2 separate regions of the Homo sapiens genome follow, and region 2 is linked to region 1. A link is an interaction called in ENCODE POLR2A ChIA-PET data of the cell type or tissue named here. Cell type or tissue: PC-9. All regions are shown on one strand. Links, peaks and the distances in the headings refer to the core of each region. The heading gives the core; the rest is flanking DNA. Region 1 overlaps MANEA (mannosidase endo-alpha). Region 2 has its middle 58 kb from the start of MANEA-DT.

Evidence for each region. ChIA-PET counts read pairs that join two places held together with the same protein. Peaks named below come from ENCODE experiments on the same cell type or tissue, not always from the same donor. Only the 100,000 strongest peaks of a DNase experiment are listed, where the experiment ranks them.
Region 2: POLR2A ChIA-PET joins it to region 1 with 19 read pairs; 4 of 35 experiments call an interaction of 5 or more read pairs at or near these places.

The regions. Positions count from the first base shown.
Region 1 is chr6:95,587,858-95,600,668 of GRCh38, forward strand. MANEA (mannosidase endo-alpha) reads left to right here. Exons shown (of 5, transcript NM_024641.4): 3 at 8,880-8,989. Among named protein-coding and RNA genes, the nearest start is that of MANEA, 17 kb to the left of the region's middle. In PC-9, for the core only: no CTCF peak of the experiment used is centred there; a DNase peak (open chromatin) is centred at 8,364.
Region 2 is chr6:95,513,429-95,526,239 of GRCh38, forward strand. No RefSeq gene overlaps it. Among named protein-coding and RNA genes, the nearest start is that of MANEA-DT, 58 kb to the right of the region's middle. RefSeq lists a silencer at 8,482-8,682. In PC-9, for the core only: no CTCF peak of the experiment used is centred there; DNase peaks (open chromatin) are centred at 2,763 and 6,063; H3K4me3 peaks cover 2,145 bases; H3K27ac peaks cover 715 bases.

The sequences.
Region 1 (12,811 bases), core at 4,029-12,028:
TTCTTTTTTTCCTTCTTTTTCTTCCTTCTCTTACATTACATATGCGTATTATTCTGTTTTATATTTTCTTCTGGCTTATGTTATTCATTTGTTTTATTTATAACTGTACCTTTTTACAATACGCCCCTTTAACTTAACTGATTCTTATTGTTGTTCCCACCGCTTCTCACCTTTCTCTTCTCCTTCCTTCTGGCACTCCAATTACATATATTTAGATAGAGTCATATTGTCCCACAGGTGAATTACAGAAAAAATATAACTTGGTGCCTGAAAATTCTTCAGTTTGTTAATATAGTCTTTGTAAAACCTTCCAGTTTCAGTTTCATTTATCTTTTTAGTGCCCCTACCAGTAGAGCTAGAACAAGAAATTGGGTATTCTTACATTTTTCCAGCTCTACATAAAGGTATGGATTCACCATGGAGCTGATATGTATTTAGAGAAACACAAGAGTCTTTGATGAACAAAACAATGTAGAATTCTATGAATCTATATCAGATATGTGCAAGATGAGTTGTTTTCCTTGTATGGACTAACTTTTTTCAAGTATTTATAAAATTTAACTTTATAGTATAGTTAGAGATTTAGTTTCTATGTTCTGTATGTATTATGACATAAAATAGCTTGGGTCAGTTAAGACAGCATTGACTTCTGTGTGGTCAATATGTATGTGTGTGTGTCTGTCTCTACTAATTTGCTTTTGGGAGGAGAATCTTTTCAAATGATATTTTTTCTATTGTTTACAAAAAATTTGTGTCACATTTAAGTCTTTATTCAAGACTGTCTTGATATGGCTAAAAAAACTATGCTAGATTGACAGAGGAAATGGTTGTTCTTTAAAGTTTTAATTTTCATTTGCAATTTGAATAGTATACAATGAGGGTTTTTTCCCCTCCATTATAAATATAACTAATATTAATACATATTTGTAATACATAAACATATATAAATAATATATGTGGTAAATATAAATTTTAAATAGAAATATATGTGTTACACTATTTTTGGTATAGTTTGTGATCAGGAAGAAAAGTTTCAGTAAACATTTTTATGCCTATTCATATTTATAAAGACCTTTTTCCCTGTATAATATTTTAGTATTGTATCATGTATATGAACATTAATTATTTCTAAACATTGACAGTAATACAGTCATTTCAATTTTAAATGTTGACAGCTTCACTACGGATGCAAATATTTTACTTTTTGATGGATTTTCTCCTAGACAAAATTAAAAAATAAACTTGATAATAAAAGTGACATAATCAATTTATAAATAAAGAAATAATTTCTTAATGAGTTAAATATTGAATTATACTCATTGTTACCAGGCAGAAAATAATTTGACTGTTGGAATACTGACTCAAAACCCTAATTTAATCCATGGAGCTGGCATGCTGACTCAGGCATTCTTTGGATTGAAGAAGATAGTAAATGAAGGCTGTTTAAATTGTTGTATGGTTGACTGTGCTTTGACTACATATTTAACATTCATATTTTTCCTTTGATATAAATGGCCTTCTTTTTATCTTAAGTTGAATTGCTGTGTGAAGTAATTATGCTGTTATATCGCAGAGTACAAGTTGGTTGATTTTCTGCTTTTACAATTAAGTGTGGTTGGCATAAATCCTAATGGCTCAACCCTTCATTGAAAAGAATGATAAAATTAAAATGAACTATTAATGTTATGTTTAAAATCCAATTATTATATATAATGTATCAGATATATTACAATGGCATATGGTAGATTTGTATCCTTTTCAAGTCTTTTAAGTAAAATATTACGTATCATGTATTCTATCCTCTTGTATTGCTGTATTACAACTCTAAAAGTAACAGATGAATGCCTTCTTTTTTTTATACAGTTTACTAAAACTTTAGTAGACTGGTCAGAAAATAGCCCCCATTTTCTGATGTGGACATCGTAATTCCCACAATCTGTGAATATATTATTTTATTTGGCAAAAGGGGAATTAGGGTTGCAGGTGCAAAAGATTGCTAATCATCTGAACTTGAGATGGCATTATCCTTCATTATTTGGGTACAGCTAATCTAGTCACATAAGTCCTTATAAATAGAAGAAGAGGGAAAAGAGAGTCAGAGGGATGCACGAGAGACTCGACCCCCTGTTGCTATCTTTGAAGATGGAACAAGAAGTTCATGAGCCAAAGAATGTGGTAGCCTCTACAAGCTTGAATGGCAAGGAAAGGGATTCTTTCCTAGAGCCTCCAGAAAGGAATGTCATCCAGTCCAATACCTGGCCTTGATCTTAGCATATTAAGACCCATGTCAACACTCCTGACATGCAAAACTGTAAGGTAATAAATTTACGTTGTTTTAAGCAACTAAATTTGTGATAGTTTGTTATGGCAAAATAGAGAACTGCTACATTTAGCAAAACATAATGTACTCTATGACTTTAAAATTATCTTCCCATTGTTTCAGTTTAGCACTAAATATTTATTGATTTTCCATGACGTTCCAAGCTTGTGCTAGATTCTAGGGACATAAAAATGAGCAAGTCACATTTCCCAGTTCCTTTGTTTTCATCATTGTTGCTTTAAAAACACTGGATGGATTTCAACATTAGAATATTTCCTGAAAGTATGACATATTTGTTTTAGTAAGGTTACAATTCTTACTTCTGCATCTCCTGCCTTTAAAAATTTATACATAAAAGTAGAAGTCACAATGAGATGAATTAGACACATAAAGTTTAAATGTACCTAATAACATCTAATATGATGTCATAAAATTTCCTTTTATAATAACTATTTGCATTAAGTTTAAAGGTTATATTTATAACTGTAGAGTGGTGATATTCCATAAAGCTTTCATATTGCTATAGATGCCCAACCTTTGGCTACAAAAAAAATTTGAAAGTATTCATTGCAAGGAGACAGTCTACTTGCAAATAATATATACTTAATGTGTAATGTAAGGTCTTCACCACTGATATTCCCTATGTTTCCCTCCCATAGTTTGCTATTGTCGTAATTCTGTCACATAAGAAATGGTATTTTACTATCATTGCTGTAGGCCAGAGGTTGGCAAGCATTTTCTGTAAAGGACTGCCTAATATATATTTTTGATTTTGTGAGTCCCTCACTCTCTCTCTTTGCAACCACTCAGCTCTATCCTTATAGTGTGAAAATGGTTATAAGCAATAGATAGACAAATATATAGATGAATTGGCCTGTAAAAGGCAAGATTTGGCCGATGGGTCATAGTTTGCTGATCACTCTTTTCAATAATCAGTTGTTTTTCACAGTGATTAAAAGTAAGAATGTTTTTTACATTTATTCCATTTCTACTGTTCCCCATCCATATTTTAATGTAGATCCAAGTGTATGTCTAATATCATATTCTTTCTCTCTTAAAAATTTCTTTTATCTTGTTTTACTGGTCTCCTTGCAATGAATATTTTCAAATTTTGTTTGTAGCCTTTATTTTGAAAGATGTTTCATCACCTATGGAATTCTCAATGGGCAGGTTTTAGGGGATTGTTTTCTTTTGGAATTTTGAAAATGTATTCCATTTCTTTTTTTCTTCTTTTTCTTCAGTCTTTCATGGTTTCTGATGAGTAGTCTGCCGTAATTTAAAAAAATCTTTTTATATCCTCATTTTCTTGGATGGATATGTTTTGTTGTTGCTGTTGTTGTTTTCTGGCTGCATTTAATTTTTTTCTTTTTTTCTTTTTTCTATTTTGTTTTTTAGCAGTCTAAACATGGTATGGTTACTTGTTACTCCTGTTATTTTTTGTTATTTATCCTTCTTGGTGTTCTCTGAATTTTTAATCTGTTGCTTTGTGTCTTTTATTAATTTTGCTAAATTCTTAGTGATTATTGTTATTGTTTTATGAGATGGAGTCCCACCCTGTCGCCCAGGCTGGAGTGCAGTGGCCTGATCTCAGCTCACTGTCACTGCAACCTCTGCCTCCTGGGTTCAAGCAATTCTCCTGCCTCACCCTCCCAAGTAGCTGGGACTACAGATGTGCTCCACCACGCGTAGCTAATTTTTGTACTTTTAGTAGAGACAAGGTTTCACCATGTTGTCCAGTATGGTCTCGATCTCCTGAGCTCGTTATCCACCTGCCTGGGCCTCCCAAAGTGCTAGGATTACAGGCGTCAGCCACCGTGTCCAGCCTGATTATTTTTTCAAATAAACCTCCTACTTCTGGGTTTCCAATTACATGTGTACTAGAACTTTGATATTTATCTCGCAACTGTTAAATGCATTGTTCTATTGTTTTCCCCAGTCTTTTTTCTCATTATGGTAATTTGGATAAGGTAATTTCTTTTGACTTGCCTTGAAGTTTCCTGATTATCTCCTCAGCTCTGTTAATGAGCCTATTAAAGGCATTAATTCATCTTTTTAAGTAGTCTTTCATTCCTGGCATTTCTGTTTTATTTGTTCTTATAGTTCCCATATCTCTGCTGAAATTTGCCAGATCTTGTGTGTTAGCTACTTTGTCCATTAGATCCTTTAAGATATTCATTACAGTAATTTTATATTCTCTCTCTGATGATTCCAACGTATCTCATTTGTGAGTCTGTTTCTATTGATTGCTTTGTTTCTTGTCAGTGAATTGTTTTTCTTGCTTTTTTTTCTGTACCTTGTAAAATTTTGTTAAAAGTATGTCACCCTGGGTAAGATAGTGAAAATTGTGTTACGTCTAGAAATGAGCTTGCCTTTTTTTCTCTTAAAGCTTTAGTTTGAAAGAATGTTTGAGATGTTCAAAAGAAGCTCTAAATTTCCTATGAACACATAACAAGTTTTCTGGGGCTCAAGGTATCCAAATTTATCCATCATTATACTGTCTTCTTGTTATTAAGTGTTATTTATAATCACTTTTTAGGTGTTTTACTCTGCATGATGCATTCTCTCATTTGTGCTTTTTAAAACAGGCCTTATCCTACATTTTACAGATGTGGAAACTTAAGTAAAATAACTTACCTAAAGATACTCATCTATCAAATAACAGAATAAGAACTCGATTCTCTAGGCCTATCTGATTTTTATACCCTATATTCTTAACTGTTATCCTATTTGAATGCATCACTTTACTAACAACAAAAAAAATTGACTATCAATTATATTGAAGGTCCTGTAATAAGTGGCATGGAGGGGTGACATGAGCAACATGACATGAGTTTTTGCATTTAGTTTGCTAATATTTCAAGAATGGACTTCAAAGAGCATCCTAGAGTTTGCTAAGCAATTAGGATGACAGAAATACAGAGTAATAGATTTTACTTATAAGTGATACTCAGTTGGCTTATTTTATAGACACTTCTCTGGTTACTATCAAGGATTCACTGCCATTGTAAATTCCCAACACTCCTCAGAAGTACGACAATCACTGGCGTGGTTCCCAGGCTAGTATTTATTCAGTGCCACAGTCCAGAAGACACTGTATAATGATTAATTGGGCTGTGGATCACAGTATAGGGATAGAATTAGATATCTGGAAGTCATAATTGATGCAATAAAGAAGCTGAAATATAACAACATTGTAAGGGAGAAGAAAGAACATTCCTCCAAAGCCATAGAGTATACTTGCAAAGAGGATAAAAGAGGAAGAGAAATTACTAGACCAAGAATGGGATGGTTAATTTATTAGGAGAATCAGAATAATATGGCAGCGCTATCCAGTAGAATTTTCTGTGATGATGAAAATATTCTCTATCTGTGCTGCCTAAAACAGTAGATACATAGTCATATGTGGCTATTGAACACTTGAAACGTAGCTAGTTGAGTGTGCAAGAAAACTTAATTCTTTTAAATTTTAATTTATATGGTAGATATGGGTATTATTTTGGAGAGCATAGGACTAGAATGTAATCAAGCTTGAGGAAGAGAGTAAAGAAATGGTGGAATGGAGATGATAGTATAAAGATGGAAAAGACTGGCTGGGTGTGGTGGCTCACGCCTGTAATCCCAGCACTTTGGGAGGCCGAGGTGGGAGGATCAGGAGATCAGGAGATCAAGACCATCCTGGCCAACATGGTGAAACCCCATCTCTACTAAAAATACAAAAATTAGCCAGGTGTGGTGGTGGGTGCCTGTAATCCCAGAGGAGGGATTCTATCTGTAATCGATAGAATGAGGCAGGAGAATCACTTGAACCTGGGAGGCGGAGGTTGCAGTGAGCTGAGATTGTGCCACTGCACTCCAGCCTGGCAACAGAGCAAGATTCCGTCTCAAAAAAAAAAAGCAAAAGCTCATGTGTGTGTACATGTGTATGTGCGTGCTAGGAGAGGGGTATGGTTGAAGAGGGAGGGAAAAATGTGAGGGAAAAAACAGAGAATGTTGTAGTTAAAGGAACGAATATTTCTTGAATACTGTAGTCTAGTAAGTGGAATTTTATGTGTGTACTTAAAATATATCCTGAAAGGTAAGAATAATCTGTGTTTTGATGGTGAGGCCACAGAAGCAAGAAGTTAACTTGCCCTTAGTTCATGTAGCTGATAAGTGGTGAGATATTTGAATACATGTTCAAAGCGCATGCATATTCTACTATACTGCCCTGCCTCTCACAAAAAGAAATAGAAGAGTGGTAGATGAATTAGGAAAAGGGCAAAAGTAATGATTTTCTGCATTTTTAAAGGTAAGTGCTTTTTATCTTTTTTAAACTATGAAGGTAATTTTTAGAAGTGTGTGTAATGGCGATACCTGAAGTTGTTGCATGTTGCTGTTGTCTTGTTTCTGCCAATTCTTGTGCATGGTGTTTTATTCTTTGTGTTCTTAATTATCTTTGATTGTATACTATTTATTGTTCTTTATGAAATACTTTTTGTAAATAATTTGAGGCCCAGGAAGAAGATGCCTTCCTCCAGAAAGGATTTTCTTTTGCTTCTGCCTGGTGACTGTTTAGAATACCATTTCTGGTTACCTTAAATTAGGTCTAAAGCTAGAGGATTGTACAAGCATTGTGAACCTGCAGTTTAATTCACTGCTTTTGAGAGTTGGTTTACTTGTACCAATTTTGCTTGGGGCAAACAGACCTCCTTGCTCACTTATCTTTCTGGTTTCACATTTTCCCTTCAATTTGGCCAGGACATTTCTTACTCTCTTCAGCTCTTTAAGACATTTTCTCCCCGTGTTTTATATAATAATAATGGTTATTTTCATGGAGAGTGCTTGGTTTACTATTAGACCAACTGTTATTTTAGACTAGTCTGCTATTATTAGAAACAGGAATCTTGTTTTGTTTTTACTTTTATGGAAGAATGTTTTGCTTATAATTTTCATGTGATTCATAGCATAATCTTTCTGTTGTTTAATATTTTTTCTTATTTTGTTCCTTTCATTTTCTGCATAAAATAATTTTTTCGTAGGTCCCATGTTGAGAAAACTTTTTGTTGTCATTCTTATTTTCATTGGTGATATTCTTCTTATAAGCTGGGCTAGTAATCTTACAAGATTGTAAGTGATCGCTTATAAAATGTTGGATTGTCTCCAGACACTTTTCTCACCAGCATTTCTCTCTAGGATATGCCTTCCTCTGGCTAGCCAGTTTCCCTAAAGCCTCATATGTTATAGGTTATTTTTTCTATGTTTCGTTCTAGTTGCCATTCTTATTTTCAGAGTGGATAGGGGACATAAGGATTATTTTTCCATTAACTTTGATTTTGTTGTCCTAGATGGGACTTACTTATTTGTACATGGCGGCTAGCACAAAACTTAGGTCTTAAAATTTAGTTCTCCAGCAGTTTCTTACCTTCAATTTCTTAATTTCCATATGCTTCTCTTTTGGTACCATTATTATTTATTTCTCTGCCTTAAAGAGTCTGTTTATTTATCTAGAAATTTGTGCAATCTTTCTAATGACTGTCCATTTCTTTGTATACGTAATGAGGCTTTGAATTAATTCATCTTAAATATTCCGTCTCCAGTTAGTGATTTTCATGTAATTTATGCTTCTAACACATAATTTATCAGTTCAAAAATAAGTAGGCAGGCACTACAGAGAGGAACAGTAATTATTTTACTATGTTAGAATCTTCTGTTAAAAGGTATTGATCTACACAAAAACAGCATATAAATGTTTATAGCAGTTTTACTCATAATGGGCAAAAATTGGAAGCAACCAAGATGTCCTTCATTAGGTGAATGTATAAAATAAATACAATGGCATATTATGCAGCAGTAAAAAGAAATGAGCTATCAAGTTATGAAAAGGTATGAAGGAACCTAAAAATTCAAGTTGCTAAATGAATGAAGCCAGTTCTAAAAAGCTACATACTTTGTAATTCCAACTATATGACCTTCTGGAAAAGGCAAAATTATAGGCAGCAAAAAGCTTAGTTATTGGCAGGGGTGAGGGGGAGAGGGAACGGGGATGAATCAGTATAGCACAGGAGGTTTATAGAGCTGGTAAAACTAGTTTTTCAGCTACTCTAATGGAGAGCATATGGTATAATAGATTTGTCAAAACCTGTCGAACTGTACAACACAAAGTGTCAACCCTGATGTAAACTATGGACTTTAGTGAATAAAAATCTTTCAATATTGGGTCATCAATTGTAGCAAATGAAAGATGTTAATTATAGGAGAAACCGTGTGGAGGGTTGGGGCAGGTAGGAGGAAGAGTATATGAGAACTCCATATTTTCTTTGCTATTTTTATGTAAACCTAAAACTTACTCTAAAATGTAAAGTCTGTTCACTTTTACAAAAGCTTATTAATGCCTGATAAAGAGGTCATAAATATTGACAAAGTGATCAAATAGCCATATGTATTCTGAAGGAACTTAACAAAACCACCTCGTATAAATATGTTCTTCTATTGTTAACTCTTTGGTACTTACTGTGCCTTTTTAAGAATATCTGCATTCATGTTCTTGTCTTTTCCCTTTCTTTTTGGTCTTTTCTATTAGGTGTACTAGCCCTCTCTTGGTACCCACCTGATGTAAATGATGAAAATGGAGAACCTACTGATAACTTGGTACCCACTATTTTGGATAAAGCTCATAAATATAACCTAAAGGTATTTTATTTTATTTTCAAGCTATACATAAGTTAATTCTTTTGGACAAGAGGAGAGTAATAACAATTTTTGAAATAGTAATTTTAATTAAAAATGATAATGACTTAGAATCTTTTAAATACTATATTTCATAAAGAAAATTTCTATAATAGGAATTTCAATCTTATCTAAATTATATTTTAGAGATTCTTTACTATGTTTCTAATGTTTTATTTTTTTATAGTAGAAAGGGATTGAAAGGTTCTTTTGTGAAGATAATATAGTAGTGAAGATTTATATGTCTAAATATCTTAGATGTCAAAAATCTAAAAACAAGTATTAACCATGTAACTTTGCATATTTATAAAGTAGTTAAAAAATAAACTTGCTCAAATATTTTTCAAAATCCAATTTTCATTTAAACCTTATTTAATGTGCATACACATACACACCTGAGTAAATATAGAATACAGCAGAAAGATCAAGTATATTTGATGCAGAAATTAATGTGTGTTGCAAATGAGGGAACACTTCTGACAGTCTTAAGATTTTATTTCTTTTAGAAATTAATGAATCATGGAAACAAATAGGAGTGATGATTAAAAGTATTTAAATAGCACTACAAAAGAAAATTTTATACTGAATAGCAAGTAAATAAGCACTGTTTTTAATATCCAAAGATACATTTTAAAAATTGGTCATGTATTAGGTAGCAACATTAATTCTAATAAATTCATAAAAATTATAACCATAGAGTCTGCATTCTCTGACCACATTCAGTACCATGGAATGTTAATAATTAAGTCCAAACCATTTAGAAAGTATAAAATTATTAAAATTTTAATAACATAATTGAGAATAACTCTGAAATTTAAGTGATATAAATAGCACTGAGATTATTGCATTATCAATACCAATGGGACCTAAATAATAAGACATAGTAGAAGAAAGAACTATGATAGATGAAGTGTGAAATTAATTAAATAGTATACAAGTCCTTCAAAATCAGTAGTCTGGATAAATTAATCTTTACTATTGTCCACTTTTGGGGAAAAAACAATAGGCAAGCCATTGGTGAGATTAAAAAAGAAAAGAAATTGAGAAAACATATCAGCAAAAATTGAAAAGAAATATACCTATAGTTTCAGAAGAGAGTTTAAGATTTTATATCAGTCTATTTAAAATTTATATGGTAGTTTTATAGGAAAATACTAAAATTAATTTTTTTTGGTGCAGAAAGAGGTTTAAAGAATCTGAATTGACTATCCTAGAAAAAAACGTATAAAAGATAATTGAACAAATGTCTTCCCCAAAGTGTCAGGTTTACCTCTCAGTTGTATTCAGAATAGTTGATTTTTATGATAACTGAAATACAGTGTCAAGTATACTCACTATCTATTGCTGCATAACAAATTATTCCAAAACTTGGTAGCTTAAAACAATAAACATTTGTTACCTCACACAATTTCTAAGGGTCAAGCATCTGGAAGTGGCTTATTTGGGAGTGTCTGGTTCAGGGTCTCTGAAGGAGGTTACAGGCAAGCTATTGGCTGGTGCTGTAGTCATCTGAGGCTAGAGGATCCACTAACAGACTTTCTCATGTGGTGGATGACAGACCTCAGTTCTTTGCAGCAGGTGAACTGGAGACTCTGTACTTCTATATATGGGCCTCCAGCTTCACTAGAGTGAAAGATCTGAGAGAGAGTCTAATATAGGGGCTACAGGGTTGTTTTTGTTTGTTTTGTTTTTTGACATAAATCTTGGCAATGACGTGTTAATACTTCTGTCCCATTCTGTTGTTTTATCTACGGATAAAACAACCATGGCACAATGTGGGAGGGAACTGCAAAGTTATGAATACCAGGAGATGGGTATCGGGGGGCCATCTTGAAGAATGGCAACCACAGAAAACTTCCAAATTTATTCCACAATAGCACAATTTTTATTTAAAACTAAGAAAGGATAGAACAAGAAAGAGACAGACTAATCTTACCAATGAAAATAGATTCAAAATTCCTAGAGGGAATTTTGAGAAGAAGTGTTTATTAGCAAGGATTTAAGAATGGTTCCAATCATATGAAATCTGAATCTAAATTCAGGTCTGCATTCAATCCTGGCTCAACCACCTTGTAGCTTTATAAATGACTTGTGTCTCAGCTTCTTCATCTCTAAAATAGAAATAGCAACAAAACCTTCCTTACACACAGAATGGTTATAAAGATTATATTAGATAATATATGTAAAACATAGATTGCTGTCTGGCACAGAGTAAGCACTAAGTAAATAAAACTTCATTGATTATTTAAAGAAGGTAAAACATGGTTATCTTAAGAGATACTGAAAATTTTAGGAAATAAAAATTCATTGTTAATGAAGTCCTTAGTAACCAAAGTTCTTTAGCTTGATAAAGGGTGTCTCTTAGTATCTTATTTCAAACACTATATCTGATGGATATACTACACCTGTAGTCCCAGCTACTACTCAGGAGGCTGAGGCATGAGAATTGCTTGAACCTGGGAGGCAGAGATTGCAGTGAGCTGAGATTGGTGCCACTGCACTCCAGCCTGGGCGACAGAGTGAGAGTCTATCTCAAAAAAAAAAAAAAAAGTGATGTAGGTTCTTTTAACTAGAGACCACTCTGAGATTGCAACCACTCTTAAAATTTGCTGAAGCTTTTTATTTGCTCTGTAACTTCTTGCAGTTATATTCTAATGGAGGACAATCTGGTTTGTCCAATACTGGTAATTGAGCCCTGTAAGATATGTTATGGACCACTGTTGAAATATTTCGTTTCAAATAAAAATGTGAAACATTAGTTTTGTCTTAATTTTCCTTTTGCAGCCTAGAGATTGAGTAGTTATTGGAGAATAGAAATGGAACTGTAGGGAGTGAGAAAGAGCTAAATAGGCAAGCATTTTTTTATTTCTGTCCATAAAGCTGCCTCTTCTTTCTGATTTACTATCCTGAAACTGTTAAGACAGCATCTCTCAAATTAGCTGTCTAGCAAGAGCTGTCACCTGCCATGTCCCTTGGTGCCTTTCAGTGAGTTCTTATTGGCATTTGAAATCTGCAAATAGGCAAGCCTCCAGGTTCTGGTGCCCAGGCTGAGGTTGGGTAAGTGATTGATTTATCTTCCACAAAACAAGCCCAAGAGCTGCTTTTCTGTCCAGGCCCTGCCAAAATCCTGGAAGATGGAAGCTCAAGAAACTGGCTATTTTAGTACTTTCAGGAAGTTTTGAAAGAGAAAATGAAAATGTTATGATATATGAGGATTGGTTGGCTTTTTCTCCTGTTTAAAGTGTCTGTGTAGAGAAGGAGAGTGTGGCAAAGAGCTCGACCACTAATTGCCTATTTAATGTTGCCAGCATACTTGATCTCTCTGTGCTAGGGATTTTATATCTAATGATCAGAAAAACTTGGAACACGATAGACTAATGTTTTCCAAAATTTTTAGAACAGTTTCTTGGCCTCGTGTATGGTGAGGAACTATGTATAGACAAAGAATAGACCTGGAATCATGAGACTGGAGCTTGTTCTAACTGAGTAGCTCTGGAATCTTATATTAGTTCCTTGATCTTCTTGGCTTATCCCCTTCATTTGTACAATGACAATGAAACCATAAGATAGTTTTATTGGATTTGTCTATGATTTCTGTTGTTGTGGAACAGACATTTTTCCTAACTCAATAAAATGCAGTAAATCCTGTTTTTTTAAAGAATGGAAAACTTTCCCTTTTCTTGCTAATATAAGGAAATTTTAATATGTTTAATGAATGACAGTACCTTACTAGAATTATTCAGTGTGCTAAGGCAATCTGATAGGAAAAGATTAATGATGTTGTAG
Region 2 (12,811 bases), core at 1,861-9,860, 77 kb before region 1:
GCAGGGAAACAGAATGCATCATATCACTGCTATTATTATCTCATCTCTCTCCGTTTCTTAACAGAAAGGAAAAGTTTCAATGAATTCAAGCAGACATTGTGGAGGGCTGGTTTTTGTGGCAGTGAATGGACTCCAGCCTAACCTGCTTTGTTACAAAGACAAGAAAAATAGACTTCATGGCTGGATGTTTTTCCCATTAAAATAGCTATTTACTTTTTCTTATTTTTTACAAAAACTGCTTGTTCAAGTACTACAGGCAATTTCCAAACGTTTCTTTAATTTAATTAGATTTTTTAAACACTCAAAATAGCAACCCTCCTGGGGATAATTCGAATTTAAGACACATTCTGAGTCAAAACCTGCCCACAAACTTTATGTTTATTGATCTAAAATGGCAATAACAACTGAAATATTATAATTTCACTTAGCCTGCTAAGTTACTTTTTATGACTTGTGTCAATTATCGTCACAGCATAGCAACTAAATATCACCCCATAGCAACTAAGTATCAGAATATTTATGGACTAATCCCAGATGAAAACATATGTTGTCTGGGATGACTAAATGACAGAGACTGCAAACTTACTATTTATATGGATATGCAAATAACATAAATGAGTGGGCCATATAGGGTGGCTTGGGACAAAATAGGAAGCATATACCTGGTCTGGAAGCACGTGTTCCTCTAAAAGGGCTACCAATCCTCAGCTTCATGGCTGAAAGGTAGAAATATATATTATCATACCTTCTGGTTTTTCAAGATAAGCTGGAATTCAAGGTTTCTATGTAAAATCTTTAAGTATTTCAATATTGACTACTTTTTCAAAATGTATCAAAACACTATATAGAAATACAAATTAAAACCACAGTGAGGCAAGGTGTGCTGGTTCACTCCTGTAATCTCAGCACTTTGGGAGGCAGAGGCAAGCGGATCACCTGAGGTCAGAAGTTTGAGACCAGCCTGGCTAAACATGGTAAAAACCTGTCTCTACTAAAAATACAAAAATTAGTTGGGTGTGGTGGCGGGTGCTTGTAATTCCAGCTACTTGGGAAGCTGAGGCAGGAGAATCACTTAAACATGAGAAGTGGAAGTTGCAGTGAGCCGAGATTGCAACATTGCACCCCAGCCTGAGCAACAAGAGCGAAACTCCGTCTCAAAAAAAAAAAAAAAAAAAAAAAAAAAAAAAGAAAAAGAAACAAGGAACCCTCATACATTGCTGGAAAAAAAATGTAAAAGGGTGAAACCACTGTGGAAAACAGTTTGGAGATTCTCCTCCAAATTAAACATAGAATTACCATTGATCTAGCAATTTTGCTTCGAGGTACATACTGAGAAGAATTGAAAGCAGAGGAAGGGACTTGAAAAGATATTTGCAGACCAATATTCAGAACAGAATTACTCACAAAATAGTCACAAGGTGGCAACAACCCAAATATCCATGAACAGATGAATAAACAAAATATGACATGTACATACAATGAAATATTATTCAGCAACATTAAAAAAAGAAGGAAGTTATGATATATACTACAACATATATGAACCTTGAAAGCATTATTCTAAGCAGAATAAGCCAGACACAAAAGAACAAATGTTGCATGATTCCACTTATTTGAGGTACCCAGAGCAGTTAAATTCATAGAGACAAAAAGCAGATAGTGGTTACCAGGAGCTGGGGGGAGGAAGAGATGGAAATTATTATTTGGTGAGTAAATTTTAATTTGGGATGATGAAAAGGTTGTGGAGTTAGATAGTGATGTGGTTACACAACAATATGAATGTACTTAATGTCACTGAATAGTACACTTAAAATTATTATAATGGTAAGCTTATGTCGCTATGCTTATTTTACCATTAAAAACAAACCCTTATGTGGACCTATTAAAGTATATCTGCAGGTCGGAGTTAGTCTAGGGTTTTCAGGTTACGTACTCTGCTTTAGCCGTCAGTCTTCAGGAAAATCACTCAGGCTTCAAGGGTCTTAAGACAGTGGAAAGGCTGACTTCCAGCATGACAATGAAGCACTAAAATTGCTAGAGACGTCAACCTCCTAACTGTTTTATAAATTTCCATGAGAATATCCAAATACTAAGGGAAAAAAAACCTTAAGTAAAGTATTTTATAGAATTAAAGTATTTTACAGAATTTTATCAGTTTTTTCCCAAATCCTCAATAATTAGAAAAGTCAATTAGGTAATTATAACATAACTAGGATCCTTATCGTTGACTTACACCATAAGAATGGACAAGAACGTAAATAAGATGAGTCTGACTTGCTTAACAAAAATTTCTAATTCAAGGAAATAGGAAAAAAGCCAACCTGAAAAATGGAGCCATTATTAACCTTGGACACACAAATATAGAAAGGCTTTCCAAAGAAAAATTAAATCCCTAGTCCTCTATTTTGCCTCTATGCCTTAGAATTCTCAAAGATACTTTAAGCCTATTCTATACTGCCGTTTTCCAAATTAGAACTCCTTGGAAAGGGAATTCTTGTTTCCACTGCAGAACCCAGAAAAGATCTCTGTATATAAAAATGGGAAGCTCTAAATGGCGTCTCACATTTAGAAGGAGAAAAAGTAGTTACTGAATATCTGGTTTGTGTCATCCACGGTATTGGGCATTAACTCACTACCTGTCTTTCATCTTCAAAAGAGTGAAGCAAAACCTGACAGCACCTAGCCAAAATTAAATGAGGGTCCTTTTTTTCCTGTTCTTCAACATTGCATTTGCATAGGTGTCTCTTTGTTAAAGATAAGGAAAGAAAAGACAAAAATAGTGACACATGACATAAGAATGTTACCAATTGCATAAGAATGTTAATGCCTTAAACACTCAAGGAGCAAAGTTTATAATTAAAGTAATGTATAACAGATCAAAGTGTTAATAAAAATTTATTTAAGGCTTCAGAAAATGTAATAGCAATAACTTTTTTAGGAAAAAAATTATTCTATACTGTTTTTACAATTACCATGAGATAAATATAAGGCAAGAATGGATAAAATTTAGCTGTAAAGGTTGTGGAGAAAGAAAAGAAATGGTGCAACATGCATTTAAGTGAGATATTATCCAAGGCAATTTGATTTAAAAAATGACATGTGTGATTTAAACCATATAGTGTTCTGCAATAATTCTGATGTAACTAAAAGATATTGGGACAATTTAGCAAACATCATGAGGAAGTTAAGCCAGACAACCAGGATACTTTTTATACCTACCTATCTCAAAGCTAGTTCTAGTGTGTATAGGAGCGATACTAGACTCTGGAAATATTGATTTCTATGCCTTCTCTCACTCCTGATGTTGGTCAGGTTTTTCAGTTTTGAAGGTTACTATCCTTCTAGTATCCCTGGGATATATTAAGGTCAACAACAGATTCCATAGTGAAGCCAGATCTCTCCAACAGAAAGAATAATTACTTCAATCCTCCACAACCCATCTGTGGACAATTAATTTAACACCTTTGACACCCAGTTTCTTTAATCAGAAGACTGTGTTAGTGAGAACAAATTATCAAAGAAGATAACATGAATTTCACTATTATTCCCTTTCCCACCCTTATTTTTAGGTCAAGGTATTTCTTACAGTTGAAAGTTGCTGTATTGTATGATTCAGTAATCTACCAGAGCAATGGTAACCACATTTCTCCAGACTCACCTGTCTGCTAGAGCAGGCATCCCCAACCCCTGGGCCATGGATCAGTATCTGTCCATGGACTCTAAGGAACTGGGCCACATAGCAGGAGGCTAGTGGCAGACCACTGAGCAAAGCTTATCTGTATTTACAGCCACTCCTGATCATTTACATTATCTCATCTGTATTTACAGCCTCTCCCCATCGCTTGCATTACCACCTGAGCCCCACCTCTCGTCAGATCAGCAGCAGCATTAGATTTTCACAGAAGCATGAACCCTATTGTGAATTGCACATATAAGGGATCTAGGTTGCATGCTCCTTATGAAAATCTAATATTTGATGATCTGTCACTGTCTCCCATCACCTTCAGATGAGACTGTCTAGTTGCAGGAAAATGAGATCAGGGCTTCCATTGATTCCACATTATGGCACAATGTATAATTATTTCATTATATATAAATTATATATACAAATTATCATATATAATAAAAATAAAGTGCAAAATAAATGTAATGCACTTTGAATCACCCCAAAATCATCCCCTCCCATGCCACCTGGGTTTGTGAAAAAATTTTCCTCCATAAAACCAGTCTCCAGTGCCAAAAAGGTTGGGGACTGCTGTGCTAGAGAATCTGTTGTACTCCCACTCACCATGGGAAAGACATGCAGTTACCGAGTCAAATGTTGACAGTGTTTCTCAGAGAGGCAGCCAACACCCAGAGCAATGGCCTCACTCCCTGACATAGCACTAGGAACCTTTTTTAGCTGATGGAAGGAGAAGCCACTATTGGACAGCTTCTACACTTGATTAACTTGATTGGTTAAAGTGTTATTCACACAGTACATTCACGTTTATATTAAAGAGAAAGCATAGCTGCAAATTCAGATTAGAAAAGCGCCCCAACAATCATGAGTAATATACACAGTAACTATGTTCCTAGTGTAAACACTTTTAAAAAATCACTTAAACTGCCTTCATTAATAAAGAAATGATTAATTTTGAAAAATATATATACACAAGGTAACCTAAAATGAAAATGCAAAAAAGAAACCCAAACATAGACTTATGAAAAAGGTGTAAAGCCTCATTTTAAGTTGATTCAATGTAAAATTATTTTCTCTATAAAGTACAGCTAAAATAAGTACACAAATTTTAATATAATAACTAGGAAAGCATAAAAATGTTTCTAAAAAGGAGTGAGGATAAACAAAAATGAAATTTTGAACTACTAGATTGTTTCAAGAGATAATAAATCCTAGTCCACCAGCAAAAGAGAAAAACAAACAAAACCATAAGAAGGCAACATTAGAGAAATTATGATAATTAAGTGACAAAGGCTAAGCCAAGGATAACATTACAAAAGTGAATATAAATGTTTTAAAATGTCTCTATTAAAAAAACAAATACTAAGGGTTTGAATTTTAAAAGAGCACAATACAATGATGTCTCTTTAGAAAGACATATCTAAAAATAAAATAATCTTAAAAATAGACAAAAGCTGGTTAGTTAAATGTAAACTAAAAGGAAAGCTGAGCGGCAAGGGGTGCGTGAGCCAGCAAGATCAGGGTGCGGTCAATGGGCACAGTCAGGCGCACTAGCTGGGCTGGAGGAGAAGCTCCAGGCACCGGCACAGGCGCTGGCTGTGTGGAAGGCTGCGGCTGAACCAGCCATACCAAAAGCAGCTTCTGCTGCTGGCACAGGGAAACATGGCGGTGCCTGAAAGCTTGGAGACGCTAGTAACCGCAGAGCCCCCCAAGAGAGTTACAGCTTGTCACAGCCTAGGCTTAGGGAGCCCCGAGTTCTGGGCCTCCAGTAGGGCCGCAGCTCTTCTCTCCTTGTAGCCCAGTGTGGCGAGAGGCGGGTGGGGAGGTGGGGCATGGTGCAGCCCGTTTGTGTTACAGCTCCTTCAATTCTGCCACCCCTGGGCTGGCCCAGCCCTGCCACTGCTTCCTGTCATGTGGGGCAGCTGCCCAGCCTAGGCAAAGAGCAGGAGACCTATAGTGTTACAGTATCTCTGGCTAGGGGAATCCCAAGGTCTGGACCCCCAGGAGGGTCACCACCCTTTACTCCCGCAGTCCAGGAGTGTGTCACCATCTGCAGCTTGGTGAGCTGGCCAGGAACATGTTACAGCTCCTTTTGCTCTGGCCGTTTGGTGGGTCCTGAGTTCTTTTCCCGCATCCTGGAAGAATGAAGTTACGTGTACAATTGGGCGTGAGCAAGGCAGAGAGGAGCTTTACTGAGTAACAGAACAGCTCTCAGGACACCCTAACGGATCCTTACCATAGGCAGGTCATCCCGAAGAGTGTGTGTACGAATCCAGGGATTTTTATGGACTCAGAATAGAGGAAGTGCATGCTGATTGGTCCATGGGCGGTCATGGGTGGGCCTGGAAAAAGCACCATCCGATTGGCCGAAAGGCATCAGTGAAGTTCTCACTCTGGGTCCTGGACTCCACAAGGAACTGACAGTTCGGCCTGCAGGCTTCAGGCCATCCCTCGCTTGAAGGTGGGGTTTCACTGGGGACCCGCCCCTTCCCGCCCAGGAACCTGTCTGCCTCCTGTTACCATCAACATGCGGTTTATGACGCTCAGGCTGTCTGTGCTGTGGGGCACCTGTAGGTCTGTGCTGAGCTGCCTTCAGCTCCCCTGCCCTTCAGCTCCCCCGCCCTTCAGCTCCCCCACTTCCTTCCCACGCTTGTTGGCACCCAAAATCTGGAGGAAGCGAAGGCAGCAGGAGGCCGGCCTGGGCCTGTCAGTGCCGCCCTGAGCATGCGCACACCTTGCTGGGTTGCTACAGTGCCTGGGCTCTGACACAATTTTGCTCTGCACCAGGTCGGGTGCCAGGGAGCAGGGAGAGGTCGGGGAGCGGAAGCAGACACTTCTGAGCCTGTGGAAGAAGGGGGCTTCCTGGGGCCCCGAGAGTGCGGGGATGCCCAGGTTCAGAGCTGCAGCTGCGCCCAGGAGGGCGGGCTGCTGCCCCAACAACTCGGTAGGGCTTGGAGCTTCTGCTGGAATCACCTATTCCCAGTCCGCACTGGCTCTGTGGAGTGCACAGCACTGGCTATGCCTCCCCCGCTGCAGCTAGCGTCCTCACAGTGGCCACCACTGCCATCAAGGAGCCCAGGGGAATAAAGCACTTAGGGCACATAGCACCTGCTCCTAGAATTAAATGTTCTACAAGCCCAGCTGCTGCAACTGCCTGAAACCAGTTTTATCTAATACCTACTGAAACAATCTGCTGTGACTCTTTTTATTTTTTGGGGGGGGTGGGCGAGGTTGGGAGGGTTGGGGTGGGGACCAAGTTTTGTTCTTGTTGCCCAGGTTGGAGTTCAATTGCGTGATCTCGGCTAACGGCAACCTCTGCCTTCCGGGTTCAAGCGATTCTCCTGCCTCAGCCTCCCAAGTAGCTGGAATTACAGGCGCCCACCACCACGCCTGGTTGGTTTTTGTATTTTTAGCAGAGATGAGGTTTCACTATTTTGGCCAGGCTGGTCTCGAACTCCTGACCTCAGGTGATCCACCCGCCTCCACCTCCCAAAGTTCTGCAATTAGAGGCATGAGCCGCTGCACCCGGCCTGCTGTGACTCTTAAGACTAATTTTACCCACTGTTATCACTCATCAATAGAAGCTTGCCAGCTCGTCAAAACTTAACTGGTGCCATTTAACTTTCTTTCAAGACAATAAGCGACACTTCTTTTTTCTATAATCCCTCTAACCTCTTTGTTCTTCAGACATGCCGAAGACTACTCAATCTATGTGTATTCCCCAAATTACAATTCTTGCTTCCCAGACAAAACATTTTAAATTTAAAAATTTGTCTCTATATTTTATTTGACTTAAACATACTTGGTGTCAGAAGTATAGTTTCAAAGCTGAATCACCTCAGGGAGAATCACTGTGAAGAACTATGAAATGAGGTACCTGTACTTGGCCCCTTGATCCCCTCCTGTTTGCCTGGGTTGCCTTTTTCCCCCTGGTGAATCTCTCTTGGACCAAACTCCCCCAACTGTGTTGTTGTTGTTGTTGTTGTTGTTGTTGTTTTGAGTTCGTTTTATTTGGGATTTGGTTGGGGAGGTGGCTTACCTTCCATGTTTGAGAGAGGTATTTTCCTCTTTGGTTGAGAGATCTCCTGTTGGGGAGGACTCTTTTCCTCATGGCATATCTCAGCTGCAGGTCTGCATGAAGGGATTTTTCCTTTTGGGTGGTGGCATCAGTGAAGGGATTTTTTTTCCTTTAGTTGGAGAAGGTGGCTTATCATCCTTCTTAGTAATGTACTTTGTTTTCCATTCGTGTTTGTGTTTATTTGATTTTTGCATATTCAGCACTTGCATTTAATTGGCTTTTGTTTATTTGACATTAAACCAAATCACCTAGATAAATTTAGTTAGAATTGGGCTCCCAAAGTACAAAGACATAACAAAATATTTTCTGGGACTCCAGTCGGTAACATGTTCATTCAAACAGTCTGTTGTCCTTAAAACTATACTAAAAGGCCATGGCTAAAAGCTCATACACTCCAAAAAAGACTGACAGCTCAATTGATAATACTGATACTTACAAAAAAGGAAAAACAAACAAGATTCAGGACTCGAAGTTTGCCTTGCTACTAAATACTATCTCAAAGCTAGGTGAGATAGTATGTGCTTCCTATCTGGAATTTCCCCCTCCTCTTTCTACAGTTCCTCCTCTTTATCCTTCTTAAGCTAAACTCTCTGTTTCCAAAATTCTTAAGCTATTTTGGCATACTGACTATTTAAGTAAAAACAATTGAAAACCAGCAGATATAAAAAAAATGACATTCATGCTGTTTCCTAAAAGCAAAAGAAAATATTTCCATGCAAAAGATACTCTCCCTATACTAAAAGAAATGGCAACATTCTTATCTTCAAGGACTAAAACATGAGACCAAGAAAATACCATACAGACCTTGTTAGAATACCTCTTATCTTTTTGTCATGTAGTCACATTTTCACAGTTAACTATTCTTTGTCCAATCCATTGTATTGGTAACCAATTCAAACTGCTATACCCCAAATTTGGTTCACAGCCTTTATATGATTATCTGTTTTTAAAAATCTTCAAGTTTAGCCTTATTTCATTTTGTCAGAAAAATAGTTTGGATCTAACTGTCTTTTATAAACCAATGAGTTTGTATGTTTTACTATCTCATGACTACAATTCTAAAGTAAAAGCTGTAACATCTTTATTTATGGGTATGTATATATGTTTATTATATTTATCCACATGTACATGTATTATGTTGTATGTTGTGACTACATAATAAATCTGGCATAGTCAGCCAGAAATCTTTTAAGGAATACATTTAAATAAATGAGTACTCATGTCAAATGTATAGTAATTAATTCAAATTTCTTTTTAGTTTACTTAAGTACGTCTTTGATAAATTAACTGGTTTAAAAATTGTTGATAAAATTAGAAATGTTTTCACATTTCACAAAGTTAGAAATGTTTTCAATAATGAATGTACATTTTTGCCTGGCTTAATTTACTGATTAAACAGTTTTGTATTTGCCTCTGCTAGATGTTTTAAGGTCATGAAGCTGTATAACCAGACTAAAAGAAAATGATCTTTGTTTATGCAATTCTTTGATAAAAACAATTAATTTAATATTGTTGATTTAATAAAAATAGCTGTATCTTCTGAGTTACTAACAACATACCTATCCATTTAACTTTAAAATTCTTACTTAGGAAAACACTTGATATTCCTCTTTGGTGAGAGATCTCCTGTTGGGGAGGACTCTTTTTCCTCAGCTGCAGGTCTGCATGAAGGGATTTTTCCCTTTGGGTCGGGGCTTCAGTGAAGCGATTTTTTTTCCTTTGTTGGAGAAGGTGACTTATCATTCTTCTTAGTATGTACTTTGTTTTCCATCCATGTTTGGGTTTATTTGATTTTTGCATATTCAGCACTTGCATTAATTGGCTTCTGTTTATAGGTTATAAAATTTATTTATAGAAGGGCAACTTAAAATAATGATTACTTCTGTGTAAATACTCAATTTTCATAGGTAATCTAGGTGTAATTGTTAAAAAGCTAAATAAAATGGGTAATTGTAAATGGAATAAATGTTTATAAATGAAGCTTTTATGTAATTTAAAATCTTAAAATTATGTTAAATTAACAAATAGATATTAATTAAATTTCTTAGTCATGTCCAAACAAGATAAAAATATATTTAGCTCTACTAATAGAAATATACATTTAAGGAAAAATAATTTTGTATGATAAATAATCTTATATAGTGAATTTTTGTACTAAGATAAAATTAATAATAAATTTTTTTTAAATGAATGACTTAGAGGTTAAGAAAATATAAACAGTCTAAACAAGTCAAAGAGGATTTGTAAAGGATGGGCCTTATAAAGGAAGTTTTATGTGTGCTTCGATAAGCTGAGACTAAAAAGAAATTATTTATGTGTTTTTCTAAAAATTAAACATTGGTGGCAAGGAAGCACTGTTATAGTACCAGGGCCTGTTCGTATATACTGCAAACAAAGTTTTCTTGAAGTATTGACCTGCTCTTAATAAATTTGCCAACAGGTTTTGATTTTTTATTTTAAAATCTGTTTCTTTAATGCCATCTTCTAAACTGCAGACAGTTTCTATTTCTGCCACATTTCTTGCTGAGATGTATTTAATTTTTCTAGTTTCAAATTTAAAATGCTGCCCTTTTCTTTTACAATAATAATTTCATTTCTTGAGATAAAGTTTTCCTTTTGCAATTTCTCAGATTTATAGCTCAGAAGTTCAAATTTTGCTGTATCTCAGTGCACGTGATTTGCAGTTTTACATAATCATGGCTATACACAACAGAATGGCATTCTATTCTTTCTCCTCTTAAAAAGCTATATCTTTTTCCTTTGGCTGAGGGGATAACTCTCTCAACCTTTTTTTTTTTTTTTTTTTTTTTTTTGTCAACTCTTGTAACTTATTTCTCCACTTCTAACTCTTGTGTTAGTGGCCTGATGCTAAAATGTTTATTTTAAAGACCTAGAAAAGCAATGCTTTCCTCCAATATAATTAGATTCTATACACTTGGCTTTTCTTTATGTTTCTAAATTGTTCCATGTAACCAGAAAACTTCCCATGCTGTTATTAAGAGCTCAAGATACTAGTTTTCTTGTTTACATTCCTCTATAATATAGTGTACTCTCATAACCTTAGACACATTCTTTCTGTGTCTAGTATAATTCAAGGAACTTTTTCATCAAGTTTGACTTCCAGGTTACCTAAATGAGCTTCCTGTAAGGGGAAACAATGACTGCATAGGTTTTTCTTTCCTTTCTAGTAACTAACTTAAAGAAAGATAATAAATTTTATCAAGGTAATTGCTACATTGTCTTTCTTGGGTTTTGGGTTACTTAGGAAAACTTAGCTTTTGAAGGATTAAGGTTTGTAATCCATGTAAATTTCTACTTTGCTTTTGAAGTCTTCTGATTATTATTCTAGTTAAATGAATATTATATAATACTACAATGAGAGGTGAAGCCAGCTGGGCTTCTGGGTAGGGTGGGGATTTGGAGAACTTTTCTGTCTAGCTAAAGGATTGTAAACGCACCAATCAATGCTCTGTGTCTAGCTAAAGGTTTGCAAACACACCAATCAGCACTCTGTCAAAACAAACCAATCAGCACTCCGTAAAACAGACCATTCAGCACTCTGTAAAATGGGCCAGTCAGCTCTCTGTAAATTGGACCAATCAGCAGGATGTGGGTGGGGCCAAATAAGGGAATAAAAGCTGGCCACCCCAGCCAGCAAAAGCAAGTCGCTCAGGTCCGCTTCATCAGGCTGGAGGTTTTGTTCTTTTGCTCTTCCCAATAAATCTTGTTGCTGCTAACTCTGGGTCTGCACCACCTTTAAGAGCTGTAATACTCCCTGCAAAAGTGGACTTTCACTCCTGAAGTCAGCGAGACCACCAACCCACAGGAAGGAAGAATCTCCGGACACGTCTGAACATTGGAAGGAACAAACTCTGGACACACCATCTTTAAGAACTGTAACACTCACCATGAGGGTCCGTGGCTTCATTATTGAAGTCAGACCAAGAACCCAACAGAAGGAAGAAACTCTGGGCACGTCGGAACATCGGAAGGAACAAACTCTGTACACACGATCTTTAAGAACTGTAGCACTCACCATGAGGGTCTGTGGCTTAATTCTTGAAGTCAGACCAAGAACCCACCAATTCCAGACACAGCAGTGACCTATGACTCTGTTTTGATCAAGCATTTTGAGCCTTTTGACATGTTTGGCTAATTGTCCCAAAATCAAATTCTGAAATTCATGTAGTTTTATTCAATTTGGAAAGTATTATAACATCTGTTTAAGTTTTACTGTGGCCTAAAAATACTGATTTTTAGTTGTGCTACATTAAAATTTTCTGTACATCTTTTTTACTTCCTAATAAATTTTAGTTATTTTTAAAGGTCATAAAAGGTTTAATTGAGAACTCCATTTGAACTTGATATTAATACTCTTGTTTGGTTGCAAAGAGCAAAACTAAATGAGAACTATTTTAACTAAAATGAGGGTTTATAGAAAGAATAGTTTTCAAGTTGAATAAAAGTATATATGGAAATAATAAATGTTAGAGTTAATAAAAGACATGAGTTATATAGTTTTCTTCAAACATTTTATAAAATAATTTCAAATGAAATAAAGTACCCCATTCCTTCTCTCATGTTAACAAACATTTAAAATATGATAATACAAATGTAAACAAAAGTGCAAAGGAGGAAACTGAAATATAACTAGAAGAAATCCTTTGGAAGAAATTGAGCAACTCCTATACAAAACATCTAAGAGTGTATATGATATTGATCTGTTACTTCAGGCATAAGAAATCTATCTTTATAATATAACCCAAAGCATGAAAGTACTGCATACAAAAAAATTCATTCTTCCCAGGCAATGTATAGGTAATGAAACAGGAGAATAATTAAACAGTATTTTTTCCAAACTGTGTTCCATTGTATGCTAACATAGATTGTACGAATAAAGTGCTCTATGCCCAAGAATATTTAAAAGATTTTTTAACACAGGAGTCTTCACTCTAAACCTTCTTGGGACATTTTATACTCATATAAATTAGGAGTTCCCAAGAGGGATGTTTACTAAAAAATTTTACCCATAGGCCATTAAACGATGGTAT